Linked DNA regions of Homo sapiens: all the other regions are linked to region 3. A link is a loop called in an ENCODE intact Hi-C map of the cell type or tissue named here. Cell type or tissue: PC-9. All regions are shown on one strand.

What was found. Peaks named below come from ENCODE experiments on the same cell type or tissue, not always from the same donor. Only the 100,000 strongest peaks of a DNase experiment are listed, where the experiment ranks them.
Region 1: it touches region 3 in a loop (4-fold over the local background); 2 of 110 quality-filtered maps call a loop at or near these places.
Region 2: it touches region 3 in a loop (14-fold over the local background); 81 of 110 quality-filtered maps call a loop at or near these places.

The regions. Positions count from the first base shown.
Region 1 is chr22:35,980,208-35,985,207 of GRCh38, forward strand. The region is part of intron 1 of RBFOX2 (RNA binding fox-1 homolog 2); the gene reads right to left. Among named protein-coding and RNA genes, the nearest start is that of RBFOX2, 46 kb to the right of the region's middle. In PC-9, no CTCF peak of the experiment used is centred here; no DNase peak of the experiment used is centred here.
Region 2 is chr22:35,928,218-35,933,217 of GRCh38, forward strand. All of the region lies in intron 2 of RBFOX2 (RNA binding fox-1 homolog 2), which reads right to left. Among named protein-coding and RNA genes, the nearest start is that of RBFOX2, 98 kb to the right of the region's middle. In PC-9, a CTCF peak has its summit at 2,924 (motif pointing right); a DNase peak (open chromatin) is centred at 2,914.
Region 3 is chr22:36,063,650-36,068,649 of GRCh38, forward strand. No RefSeq gene overlaps it. Among named protein-coding and RNA genes, the nearest start is that of RBFOX2, 37 kb to the left of the region's middle. In PC-9, CTCF peaks have their summits at 2,592 and 2,805; a DNase peak (open chromatin) is centred at 2,302; H3K4me3 peaks cover 1,545 bases; H3K27ac peaks cover 1,588 bases.

The DNA.
Region 1 (5,000 bases), 83 kb before region 3:
ATCAACACACACACATCTCTCCAAGGCTTGAACACCCATAAATAGGAAAAAGAATGGGGGGAATCTATATGAGTATATTTGGGGATCTCCAACTATTCCTTCCCTTAGGTTTTCATCCTCAGAGATGTTCCATGTTTTGTTTAAAGAGATCATTTTCTAAGAAGTAGTGGTTGTGGTGAGATTAGAACTATTTGGCCCAATTACTAAACTGGATAATTGCCAAAAGTTCTACCCTGGTTTTCTAATGGTTTTCTACTCAAAGCAAAGGAGTAACTCTTGTGTATGAAAGAGAACAGAAGTTAAATATCTACCAAAGCACAAAGCATCAGGTTTACTTTCAAAGCCAAATTTATCCCCAAAGTAACCAGGCTTTACCATCAATTAGGTGAAAATTAAGCGGTTTTCTTCTGGTTATAAATCAATTGGGGCGGGGGTGGGGGGTGCTATGTCTCTTGGTATTGCCCTGAGTTTTGCAAGCAGCTTGCATACAGACCATACACCATTTACAAGACAAAAAAGAGGAAGACCCAATAGTAAATATGACAATCTCTGCCCTCAGAGAACTTACAGTTTAGCAGGTGGGACAGACAAATTAAAAGAAAGGACATCTTCCAGACTGGAATGGGATCGGGCTCAGGAAAGGCTTCCTTGAAAACAAAATACCATTTGGCTGAGATCTAAGGAGCAACCTGACTTTGCACGCTTATGTATTTATGTTATGTGTTTTACTTTATGGAGAATTTTCTGAGTAGAGAGGTAAAAAGAGATACAAGAAAAATGGTAAAAAAGCACAGAGGAGAAAAAGATAGCAAGTGATTCCATTCTGTTGGGACATAAATACTAAGAAAGAAGCCTTTGAAAGGCTTTTAGTAGTGGAATAATAAATTTTTAATCACCAAAACAACGTTATGGTAGTAATTATTATCTTCATTTTACTAATGAAAAAACTGAGGCTTGAGAAAAGTTAGGTAGATTGAGCAAGGTCCCACAACAAAAAATATGCAGAGCAACTGTAAAGCCCATCCTCTTTCTGTTCTATTTCCCTCAGAGTTATACACAGAATGTAGCCAGTTCCTTGGATTTCACAGACAAATCACCTTTTCCCTAGATACTCAGCCCTTGGTATTTAATGCTTTCAAAAATCCAAACATTCAGCCAGGCGTGGTGGCTCACACCAGTAATCCCAGCACTTTGGGAGGAAAGGTGGGCAGATCACTTGAGGCCAGGAGTTCGAGACCAGCCTGGCCAACATGGTAAATCCTTATCTCTACTAAAAATACAAAAATTAGCCAGGTGTGGTGGTGCCCGCCTGTGGTCACAGCTACTCAGGAGGCTGAGGCATAAGAATCCCTTGAACCTAGGAGTCTGAGATTGCAGTAAGCCAAGATCATGCCACTGCACTTCAGCCTGGGTGACAGAGCAAGACTCCATTTCAAAAAAAAAAAAAAAATTAGAATTAAAAATTTAAAAATATAAGCATTCACCAAAGTTAATTTTAGCTTCATTTGGAGGTCAATCCCTTAGGAAAATTGAATATAACCATTTTTATGGTTTTACTGGTTTTCACCAATGTGAATTTGCACACACAAAATTAGTCATTTTCCCCTTATGTTTGAGGCCCCAAAAGATCAAGGCAGCAGTAAGAAGACAGCCCACACAGAATTCACTGTATACCCTGTAACGCACAACACATCAGCATCTATTTTATCCAGCAGCAGGAAGACTTATAAGTCAGGACCCCACAATTATCCCTGTAGAGAGGCACACCAAAGGGAATGTAGGCATAACAGCTACAATAATGGTAACACAAATAGCCATCTGTACTTACAGCCAATCATGCCAAGGGCTTTTAAACACCCACATCCCTACTGCCTCCCTCTCTCTCCATGCAGGTGGGCAAATTCCTTTCCATTCTTCTCCAACCCACATAATTCCAGGGGAATAGATAATCTGATGCTAGGAGCAAGAAGCAAAGAAAGCTGCTATACTTTTGAACACAAAAGACCGAAAAGGAAGAGTCCTAATTCCCCCACCCTGTGTTCTACCCATTAAACCAGTATTTCTCTATTCTTTCTACTGTTTAAAACACAGAAGGATAGCTCCTGTTACATCCCCCAGGTCCCTTTCCCTGACTTCCACCGGTCCCAGCTAGTTTAGACCCTCCTCCCCCCATCTCCCCATTTACTCAATTCTCTTAATGCACTTACCACATTATAGGTCTTGTTGGTACCAGTCTCCCTACTACACTGGGAGCCCCTGAGGTCATGGACTGTCTCTCTCTCTCTGCCTCCCTCCACATCCTCAACAGCCAGCATGGTACAGGGCATACGGGCGCTAAATAAACATTTGCTGGGGTGATTACAAGAACTGCAGAATGAACAGGGAAGTGGGTAGGAGAAAAGGAAATGGTTGGACGGTAATTTGAGGTCTGAGGGTCCAGGATATCTGAATAGAAACCATGCTACAGTCCCTACAATGGAACATGTTGAGTGCAACAGTTATATAAGAAAAATCATTCTTTAATAGTCTCTGATAGAGTGTTTTAGAACAAAAGCTGTTTTAACTCTAACAAGCTAAGGGTATCGTTTAAAAAAAAAAAAAACCACTAATCCTATTTATTAGTGTTATGTCCCAAAAGCAAAACAGCAACAAGAGAGTGTGGCCTACAAAACTACCACAGCCCTACCATTGAGCTCCAGCTCCCAAACACAAATAGCTTTTCAGGACTCCTCTTTCTTTGACAGCTGTTTCACCCACCCTCTCCCCTTAGCCTCTTCCCTTCCTCCCCTACAAGGCAGCAAAGCAAACAATGACTGCACTACAAAATCCAAGAATCATCAGAAAAACAAATCTCCCCAGTTCTCCTAAGTTTATCCTGAGGGCTGCTGGCAAGATAAGCAATTTTTTCCTCATTATGGTAGACTTCACCTGGGTGATGAATGTAGCTATCAACTTTTCAACAAGGTGCTGGAAATAGTAGATCTCAAAACCATACCTTAGTAGTGCACCTGCCCAATCTGCCCTCAGCTCTGCAACCAGGAGGCTTTTACCAGCTCTACTTTAGCTCTAATCCACCAGCTACTACCCGCCCCCTACCAGGGGCATCTGCTCTTGAACCTTCCTTATTAACTATAGTTGTCAAAATCAAACAGAACCTGATAGAAAAGTAAGACAGGAAAGGGATATAGTAAGTTTCTAAGATTGTCTCAGTTTAGACCCCTTGGCCATTTTTTTACCTGGATTTTTTTTTCTATTGAAGAAAACTATAATAATTACTTTTAGGAGATGCTGATTCTTATTAGATTTTACTTTGAATCACTGTGGTAAGATGTTAGAGCTAAAAGCAATCTCAGAAATAACATCATATCACCACATTTTGCAAATGGAGAATGACCCAGAGATGTTAATAACTGCTTAACTACGGCTACACAAAAAAATTTCCTAGATCATCAAATCCTGGATGGCAAGACCTGTATCTAATTTGTCTCCAGTGTCCAACAGTGTTCGGCACTTGATAAATGGTTGGTTAACTGAACTAAATGAACACAACTAATTAGTGGGAATCTAGAACTATGACCCATGACCATTTTACTTCAAGTACAATGTTTTCTCATTACATGTGACTAGAAAGCTAGAGTCGATGAATAATTTGGAATCCAAGCTCTCTTCCTCCTCAACGACCAGGCACACTCTGTTTATCTCTGACACCATCTGTAAGATTTCCAATCTCTGTATGTTCAACTGCTCTAAAAATCATACATTTCTAAACTGATTCCCTAAAATAGCTCTCCTCTTCCACTCAGATAATTTTTTTAATAATTCTCTTCAATTACCTAATCTTCTTAATGACTGACCTCTTGGGGATCCCTCCTTATACCTCAACAACTTACAACAAGCTTCAAAAATCTGTCTCCTTCCCTTGTTTGTGTCCCCCTAGGCCAATGGTTCTCAACCTTACTGCATACTAGCATCATCTGAAGATGTTTAAAAAAACAAACCTGATTCCTGGGTCCTGCCCCCAGAGTTCCTGATTTAATTGGTCTGGGTAGGGTATGGCCTAAGCACTGAAATGTTTAAAAGCTTCCCAGGTGATTCTAACGCACAGTTGGCTAATATTGAGAACCTCTGCCCTATGCCCTCAGAAACTCACCACTTAGTCCATTATATACTCTAAAAATAACTACATACTGCCAGTTGTTCTGGACTTGCAAAATATTAGACTGCTTTGCACAAGGCAGAGTGTGTTGCTAGACTGAAGGCACATTGGAACCATACCCTTGTTTCACATCTGTTATATAATAAAACTGTGGTAAATATGTTGGTAAAGGTCTATAAATCATTAATGATAATGAATGCCCAGCATCTGGCTAAAAGACTTACAGAGGGGAAAAAGCTATACTGAAGTTGGCTCAGAAACACATTTAGTTTCTCAATTTTTTTTTAACCAAAGATCTAGAGTCCTTCAAATCCAGATGGTCTTTCTGTATCAAAAATAGCTTTTTGTGGCACATGAACAAACCCAGCCCGAAAGAAGCACAAGAATATACTATGTATTTTCATGTCTCCATGACTCTGCTCACCCCAGTATCTATGTCTGGAACACCCTTACCCAGTCTGCATAGAAAATTCCTATTCATCTTTCAAAGCTGAGTTCAAATGCCTCCTTTAGTCATTCATTCAACAAATACCGAGAATTCACTAAGTGACAGGCAATGGAGATACAACATTAAATGAGACACAGTCACTGGCTTCACAGTGCTTACACTCAAGTACTTGGGAAGACAGCCAGTAAACAAGGAGACAAATTTTTAAAATTCCAGATGATGCGAAGAAAAGATGACAACATAATGTGACACAGTAATGGTGGATGGTGGCTGTTCCAAAGTAGACTCATTTGGTCCCTCAAGACCAAATCAAGAAAGGAGACTTTATCACATTCCTTTTCACACTCTCAGAATTGACTCTTGCTACAGACACAATGAATATTTTGAATGAACAAC
Region 2 (5,000 bases), 140 kb before region 3:
GTGTGTGCATATGTGTGTGTGTCTGTGTCTGTTGGGGGGGCAGGGGTGTCTGTCTGTCTGTCTGCAGAGAAATTGCCACAAAACAGCTTTATATAGAAGCTACAGTTTAAAAAAATAAAAGCCAATGAACCTAGCTGATCCTCACTCTGCCATATACCTTAGGACATGCAGAAAGCAGCACAATTTCTCTTCATCACATGAAGAGCTTTCCTGCCCAAACATGCTTGCCACCAAGCATCGGGAGAAGGCTGTAGCCAAGCACGAAGCCACTACAAACCTGCAAATCTTCTTTGAAGGAACCACCAGGCCTCAGCAGAGAGGCAAATGCCTGTTTTCATAGTTGCTTTCATAAAATAGTTATTCAGAATTTATGCAAACTTAGCAAATATGGATGAAAACAATTCTGTTTTCTTTTATTGGAGAAGGACGAAGATACATATTACAAAACCTCATAACTGAGAACAAATATTTGCAAATTGTAAATCTGACAAAGAACTTGTACCCAGAATATATAAAGACTTCTTACAACTCAATAAGAAGAAAAACCAAATAAAAAGTGGGCAAAAGACCTGAATAGACATCTCACCAAAGCAAACATAAGTGGCTGATAAGCACATGAAAAGGTACCTACTTAATTATTAGGGAAATGCAAATTAAACCACAATGAGCTATTACCATACACTCATTATAACAAAAAGTTAGATAAAACCAAGCCACTTTGGAAAACAGTCTGTGGTTTCTTTAAAAGTTATGCATGAGGCCACGTTGTCTCAAGCTGGTAATACCAGCTACTCAGGGAGGCTGAGACAGGAGGATCACTTGAGGCAGGAGTTCAAAGCTAAATTGAACTATGATTGCACCACCACACTCCAGCATTGGCGACCTCATTTCTCTTTTATTATGATTATTATTATTTTATTTTATTTATTTTATTTTTGTATTTCTAGTAGAGATGGGGTTTAACTGGGTTAACCAGGCTGGTCTCAAACTCCTGACCTCAAGTGATCCACCCACCTCAGCCTCCCAAAGTGCTGGGATTACAGGCATGAGCCACCACACTGGCTTATTTCTCTTAAAAAGAAGAAATTATACATGAGTTTACCATTGCCTCAGTAATTCCACTCCTAGAAATCTACCCAAGAGAAATTAAAGTATGTCAACACACAGATTTGCAGGTAATTCTTCATATCAGCACTATTCATAATAGCCAAGTTGGAAACAATACAAATATCTACCAACTGGTAAACAAATAAACAAAAGGTGATACATCACTATAATGAAATATTATTTAGCAAAAAAAAATAAAAAATGACACAGTGATACATACTACAACCTGGATGAACCTCAAAAACATTATACTAATTGTAAGAAATCTCATGCCAAAGACTACATATATCATATAATTCCATTTATATAAAATGTCCAAAAGCGACCATTTTTTTTGTTTTTTTTGAGACATGGTCTCGCTGTGTTGCCCACGCTGGTCTTGAACTCCTGGGCTCAAAGGATCCTCCTGCCTCGGCCTCCCAAAGTACTGGTATACAGGCATGAGCTACCGTGTCCAGCACAAAAGAGGCAATTTTATAAAGTCAGAAAGCAGAGCAGTGGTTGGCTGGGGGAGAGAGGGAGGACTGGAGAGGGAGCAGGGAATGACTGCAAAAGAATTTGAAAGAATTTGGGGAATGAGGGAAATGTACTAAAGCTGGACTGTGACACAACTCTATACGTTTACTAAATATCACTGAACAAGTCACTTACATTGAGTAAATTTTAGGTATAGAAATGACATCTTAATAGAACTTTTTTTTTTTTTTTTTTTTTTGAGACGGAGTCTCACTCTGTCGCCCAGGCTCGAGTGCAGTGGCATAATCTCAGCTCACTGCAACCTCCGCCTCCTGGGTTCAAGCGATTCTCGTGCCTCAGCTCCCAAGTAGCTGGGATTACAGGCACCCGCCACCATGCCCCACTAATTTTTGTATTTTTAGTAGAGATAGGGTTTCCCCATGTTGGCCAGGCTGGTTTCGAGCTCCAGACCTCAGGTGATTCCCCCGCCGCAGTCTCCCAAAGTGCTGGGATTACAGGCGTGAGCCACTGCGCTGGCCATAGAGCTTTTTAAAAAGCAACAGCCAAATACATATTTATATTTATTTTCTCTACATAGTAACTCCAAGGGAAACAAATATGTAAGACAGGCAAAGTAATAATATTTTGTTTGGATATAAAATAAATAGTCATAATAATTATTATATATTCACAAATCAATAAATATTGATTTGACCCAAAAAATGGCTTTATTAGAAGGAAAGAGGTCTATAAAACTGCTAATTTCTGGGCAGGCGCAGTGGCTCATACCTGTAATCCCAGCACTTTGGGAGGCTGAAGCAGGCGGATCACTTGAGGTCAGGAGTTCGAGATCAGCCTGGCCAACACAGAGGAACCCCATCTCTACTAAAAATATAAAAAGTAGTCGGGTTTGGTGGTGTGCGCCTGTAATGCCAGCTACAGGGGAGGATGAGGCACAAGAATCACTTGTACCCAGGAGGCGGAGGTTGCAGTAAGCCAAGATGACACACCTGCACTCCTGCCTGGGCAACACAACAAGACCTTGTCTCAAAAAATAAAAATAAAATAAAATAAAATTGCTAATTTCTCATCTTCAACAGTAGGAAGCCAAAGAATAGTGCCAAAATTTGGACAAATCATGAAACAGCAGAATAAGCATATTACTTAGCATGGCAGTGAGCAGCAGAAGAAATAAAACAGTCTTTCCTGGAGTGAAAAGATTTTTAACTGTTTGAAGAATGAAATGATCTAAAATGTAATAGTAAAGCTGATTACATGGATTGAGAAAAGTGCTACAAGAACACTAGACACTACAGCATATACCAGACCTTCATCCACTAGAGGGTGTAAGGACAACACCACAGAAGGACCTAAACTATTGATGGGTGACCTGAGGTCAGATGTTGGACAGAAGCAACAGTTTGAAAAAGCTTTGCACAAAGGCTGAAAGTGGGGTTCTAGACAACCTAACAGGGGGGAAAAAAAGCAATTTCACACTTCCTGTAATTTAAGAGCAAAGCAAAAGCATGTTTAGTTAAAAAAAAAAAAAAAAAGAGGATCAGAAAGAAAATTATTATAGATTGCGAGATACAGAAGGGGTAACGTTTTACTTCTGAACCATTTTAATTCAGTCTCCAGCTGGGGGGCCTTAGAGCTTGGGTGGAGAGATGGAAAGTAGGGGAGTGACTGCTAAAAGGTATGGGGTTTCTTGTGTCCCGGCATGGAAGCTTACGGCTGTAATCCCAGCACTTTGGGAGGTTGAGGCGGGTGGAACGCATGAACTCAGGAGTTCAAGACCAACCTGGGCAACATGGTGAAACCCCATCTCTACCAAAAATACAAAAACTAGCTGGGCATGGAGGTGCACACCTGCGGTCCCAGCTACTCAGGAGGCTGAGGTAGGAGGACCACTTGAGCCTGGGAGGTGGAGGTTGCAATGAGCAGAGATCATGCCACTGCACTCCAGCCTAGGTGACAAAGTGAGACTCCATCTCAAAAAAATAAAGGCATGAGGTTTCTTTAAGGTTGCATTTTTAAGGAATGTAAGTATTAGAACAATGTTTTTCAAACAGGTTGCAATCCATTAGTGGGTCCAGGAAAAATCCAGCAGAAATCAATTTTGGTCAATCGTTAGTCACAATCGACAATTTTTTGAAGGGGACAGAAAATATCACAGTACTTAGAACATGGTTAAGATAGGCAGCATTTGGTAAGACTAATTCTAAGTTATAGTCAACATATATGTATGTGTGTATACTGGGTCATGACATAAAAGCAACTGCCTCCTTGGGGTCAGTCTTTTTTTAAGCTCAAAAGCACTAAGCTAGAACCTGAACACACTTACCATGTCCTCCATTCCACCAACTATCCCCGAGGGAAGAAAAGTAGTCATCATTTCTTCAATCAAGCCAAATGAGCACTACAGAAGATATATTTGCTGTTGTCCACAGCTCCCAATAAAAAAAAAGCCTTGAAAGTTCATTGCAAAAATTTGACTAAAATAAAGTTCATTTTCTACCCATGAAAAAACTGGTTAGAAAAAAGAAAAAAAAAATCTTGAGGAAAGAAAATACTTGTTAAGAAAAGAAACCCTTAGGTCATTTTAAATTTACCCTCTTATTAAAAGTAAGGCTGCCACTCTGAATTTAAATCTATAATTGTCTATGTTATATTTGTCAACTTAAGCATCTCCTTTGATGTTCCCACTTGTTTCTGCTAATCAATGGGACATTGTGTCTTTCAACAGAATTTTAGAAAATTGAAGAAAAAAATATAGTTTTGAGAAGTCATTGACAAGCATTTTAAACATCAAAGAATGGGCCCCGCGTGGTGGTTCACATCTGTAATTCCAGCACTTTGGGAGGCTGAGGTGAGCAGATCACCTGAGGTCAGAAGTTTGAGATCAGCCTGGCCAACATGGCAAAACACTGTCTCTACTAAAAATACAAAAATTAGCCAGGCTTAGTGTCGCATGTCTGTAATCCCAGCTACTCAGGAGGCTGAGGCAGAAGAATCACTTGAACCCGGGAGGCAAATGTTGCAGTGAGCCAAGATTGCGCCACTTCATTCCAGCCTGGGCAACAGAGTCTCAAAAAAATTGACAACATGACATTTTTCTTTGTATTTAAAATATGAAAAGATAAAATTTAGATCATAAGTTATTTTAACAAACAAGATAGAAAACTTGACAGAAATAAGTTACTCAAGAACTTTCAAGTCATATGAAGACTTCATGCTCCCACATTCTCCAAAGATTCCAGAATATCTTATCTTGTCACACCAGCAAAAGAACACTTATATTCAGAGAGACACTGACAGACAAATACAAAAGGGAAATACAAGACATGGAGGCTGAAAATCGGGGTTCAAGTCCAATTCTTTACTTACTACCTATATAACTAAGACTGGGAGATTCATTTGACAGTCTCTGTGCTTTG
Region 3 (5,000 bases):
GGGTAGCTGGGACTACAGGCATGTGCCACCACACCCGGCTAATTTTTGTGTTTTTATTAGAGATGGGGTTTTGCCGTGTTGGCCAGGCTGCTCTCGAACTTCTGAACTCAAGGGATCCACCAACCTCGGCCTTTCAAAGTGCTGGGATTAAAGGCATGAGCCACCATGCCTGGCCACCTCCATCTTTAAAATGTTCCCATAATCCAACCACTTCTCACCATCCTTGACTACCTCTCTGACCTCATCTACCACCCTCTCCCTTGCTCCCTCTCCTCCAGTCATGCTGTCCTTGATTATGCTAAGCACTCTCCTACCTCAGGGCCATTGCACTGGCTGTTCCCCCTGCCTGGATTGCTCTTCCTTCCGGATATCAACAGTGATTACTCTCCTACTTGCTTCAGATCTTTGCTCAACCGTCTCTTTATCAGAGAGGGCTTCCCTGAACCCATGTACACATTTCCTATTTGCATCTCTCTTTATCCTGCTTTACTCTTCTGGTTAGCCCTCATCACAACCTGATGTGTTACAGATTTATTTTCATTTGTTTGTATATTTTATGTTCCCCTCCAGTAGCATGTAAGCTCTATAAGAATAGAGACGCTTAGTTTGTATTCCTCAATACCTAGAATGAGCCCTAGCCCAGAGCAGATACTCAACATTTATTTTGAACCAATGGATGAATAATTTGACATTTACATACGTTTTTGTTTGAAAAAAGTTGAATACCACTAATCTTTGGACAAGACGATGGGAGCCTGACATAATCCCTGATGGCACCTGATACAATAGTTAACATGTACTGCCTTAGGTGTTTTTTAAGGTATTCTCTTATTCTTTCTCTTTCTAGCAACCTAGGACGCAGATGCCATTATCCCCATTTTACAGAAGAGGAAATTGAGGTAAAGAGAGATTACATAACTTGCCCAAGATCACACACTAGTTAGCATCAGAGCAAGAGTTTGCACCAAAGCAGCTTGGCCCTATAGTCCACATTCTCTCTCTTTTTTTTTTTTTTGGAGATGGAGTTTCGCTCTTGTCGCCCAGGCTGGAGTGCAATGGCTTGATCTTGGCTCACTACAACCTCAGTCTCCCAGGTTCAAGCGATTCTCCTGCCTCAGCCTCCCGAGTAGCTGGGATTACGGGCGTGTGCCACCACATCTGGCTGATTTTGTATTATTAGTAGAGACGGGGTTTTGCCATGTTAGCCAGGCTGGTCTCGAACTCCTCAGGTGATCCACCCACCCTGGCCTCCCAAAGTGCTGGGATTACAGGTGTGAGCCACCATACCTGGCCTAGTCCACATTCTTAAACACTCTGCCATGATACTTGGATCTGGAAGTACTCTAAACATCTAGTATAAAGGGGTTGGACCGTGATCTCTAAGATGCTTCCAGTTCTATGGGTCTGTGAGCTTGAGATTCTACTACTTAGAATATTCATTGATTATTGACTTAATTAGTTAGCTAATTCATTTCTTCAACACATATTTATTAGCTATTCACTACATGCTAGGTTCTGTGCTAGGCACTTCCCATATATTTTCTTTAATCCTGAGAAGTAGGAATTATGATGCTTATCTTACAGATGAGGAATCTGAGGCTTATAGAACTTAAGAATTTATCCAGGGTCCAGTTATTAGCAGGAACAAGATTCGAGTCCCTGTCTCAGGTCTGCTTTTTTCCAAAACTCAAGCTCCTTCCCTGACCCTCGCCTGCTTCTCTTCCAGCTTGCGGGGAGCTTTTGGGGCCCTACGTGCGTGAAGTTCCAATGAACCCACGGAGAGGCCTGTAGGGGCAGGGGACAGGGGGTGCCTCTTCACCTCTGAGGCAGGATTTCAGAGTCTGAGAGCACCAGTTTGGTCCAGAAACCCTGGCTGGGACGTTAGTAAAGGGGCAAGAATTCACAAACCCTCACGAGGTGTCACTTTTTGTCCTGATCCTCTCCTTTCCCTCCAGCCTGCTGTGGCCAGCGTCAACCACTGCGACATATAACATGCCACATCACCAGACAGGCCAGGCTGGGATCCCAGATAATTTGACAGCAGGGGATTTTCACCATCGGACTGCTTTCCAGTCAGGCAGCACTGAGGCTAATTAAAGCTCCCTCTGGGGCATCAGGGAGAAGGGAGGAGACAGGCACGACCAAATCTAAAGACATACTCGTCCGGGAATCAAGCGAGGGAGGCGGAGGTAGAAGCCTGGCTCGGAGGAGCTCACAGCGGGTCCTGCAGGCAGAACGCGGTCACGTGACTGATGTCCCTCCGGCTGGCAGCTAGCAATACCCCGGATTGCAAACTCTCGAGGTCTCCGCCCATTTCATGGCAGGAAATCAGCGTTTTCCAAGAACGCCCAGTGGCGCGGGCACGGGCCTGAGTCCCGCCGCCCACTGCTCTCGAGAGGCCGGAGCAGCAGCTCCGTGGCGCCCCCTGGAGGCCGCCCCTGCTGGCGCCGTCCCCCGGGTGTCAATAGGCCATGGCGCGCCTCCCTCTCGGTTGAGAGCTGTGGGAGCCCAGGACGTGCCTATTAAAGGTATCTTTTGAAGTGAGAGGGACAAGAAAACGCCTTCTCTTTATGTGACTCTCTGTTCCCCAGCAAAGTTGCCAGGGTCCCCAACAATCGTAGTTTCTCCTTCACGGGAGGTTCCCCTGACGTCCTCTAGAGGGCGCGCGCGCACGGCCAGGGCGATTTCGGGGTCCGCAGCCCACGTGCTGCGCGGTCTCTTCTCCAGGCCACCCCGCTTGTCTAGCTATGCGCTGGGGGCAGGGAAAGATCTCCCTGTAAGATCTCCCTTACATGTGGACATCTGAGAGCTGAGATCTCGATGACCCCGGAAGACCCTTACACCCGGAGTGGAGCGGAAGCAGGATGAGAGAATATTGACTGAGCCCTGCCAGCCACTGTTCTAAGCACTTTTTCCCTGTTCCTGCCGATTTGCTCCTCACAACAACCATAGGAAGTGGAGACTATGATTATCCCCGTTGCACAGTAAGGAAACTGAGGCAAAAGGCGGTTAGGTAACTTGGCGATGTCTCCCGGCTAGGGATAGCAGAATGGGATAGAAACGCAGGCCACGCGGTCTGGAGCGGTGGCTCACGCCTTTAATCCCAGTACTTAGGGAGGCCGAGGCGGGCGGGTTACCTGGGGTCAGGAGTTCGAGACCAGCCTGGCCAACATGGTGAAACCCTATCTCTACTAAAAATACAAAAATTAGTCGGGGTGGGCACCTGTAATCCCAGCTACTCGAGGCTGAGGCAAAAGAATCGCTTGAACCCAGGAGGCAGAGGTGGCAGTGAGCCGAGATCACCCCACTGCACTTCAGCCTGGGTGGCAGAACAAGACTCTGTCTCAAAAAAAAAAAAAAGAATAAAAAAAAGAAAGGCAGGCCACCCGGTGGTGGTCCCTGTGCTCCTCCCCACCCACCCCCGCACTGTGCTGGGCGGTGAGGAGGCGGCTGGCCCAGGAGGTGGGGGTGTGGAGTGGGGCACATCAGAGATTTCAAATTGACCAAGGTCTGTTTTGTGTCAGTTTGTCAGTTTTATGTGTCAGCTTGGCTAAACTATGGTCTCCTGTTATTTGATCAAACACTAATCTATTTTTTCTTTTAGTTTAAAAAATAATAATTAAATGAAAAAATCCTGGCTAATGTTTTTTTTTTTGTAGAGACAGGGTTTTGCCTTGTTGCCCAGGCTGGCCTCTGACCCTTGGGCTCAAGTGATCTGCCACCATGCCTAGCCTCAAACACTAATCTAGATGTTGCTTGAAGGCATTTTGTAGATGTGATTTGTCTATAATTAGTTTACTTCAAGTAAGGGAGATTATCCCAGATAATCTGGGTGAGTCTGAAAGACTTTATGGGTAGAACTGAGGTGCCCTTGAAGAGGAAGAAATTCTGCCAGCCAATAGCAATTTCAGCTTGTGCTGAAGAGTTCCAGCCTTCCTAACAACCAGCCCTACAAATTTCGGACTTGCCTAGCCAGCCCTGTGTGTATAAACCAATTCCTTGCAATAATCACACCTACACCCTCACCCCACCCCCCTCCCCAAATACATGTATATATGGAGAGAGAGGGAGAGAGAATATAAAATCATACATATATCATATATCTCCTATTTGTTCTGTGTCTTTAATTTCTCTAGTTGACCCCTGACTGATGCAATGACCCAAGAGCAGGCAGATGCCCGGGGGGCGTTTATGATACCTCTCCTAGGACTTGGCTCAATCTGAGTCCCTCAACGGCCATCTGCAACCCTGAGGAGGGTAGGAAAATCCCAAATTGACTGAGATTACATTTCCATCATCAACAGCAATGGAGAATCAATAAAGAAATTTAGTTCAGATATTGAAAAATGAAGAGGGCTGGGTGCAGTGGCTCACGCCTGTAATCCCAGCACTTTGGGAGGCCGAGGCGGGTGGATCACCTGAGGTCGGGAGTTCGAGACCGGCCTGGCCAACATGGTGAAAACTCATCTTTACTAAAAATACAAAAATTAGTTCTGGTGGGTGCCTGTAATCCCAGCTACTCGGGAGGCTGAGGCAGGAGAATTGTTTGAACCCATTAGGCAGAGGTGGCAGTGAGCCGAGATCACCCCATTGCACTTCAGCCTGGGTGACAGAACAAGACTCCGTCTCAAGGAAAAGAAAAAAAAAAGAAGAAAGTCACAGTTTTTGCACTATCAAGTTTATGTGCTAAGATTCATACCTCATTTTAACAGCCTACATCTACTTCTGCGTGGACCAGAAGGACAGAGCCACAATAACACTGACCAAACCATAGTAATAGCACAATCGTTGCTACAAAACATTTGCAAATAATCAGATAATATATCTGATTAGGGCCTTGTATCCAGAATATATAAAGAGCTCTTATTGCAACAACAAGTAGAAAACAGATCAATTTAAAAATGGGCAAAGGTAGGCCAGGCACAGTGGCTCACACCTATAATCCCAGCACTTAGGGAGGCCGAGGCGGGTGGATCACCTGAGGTCAGGAGTTTGAGACC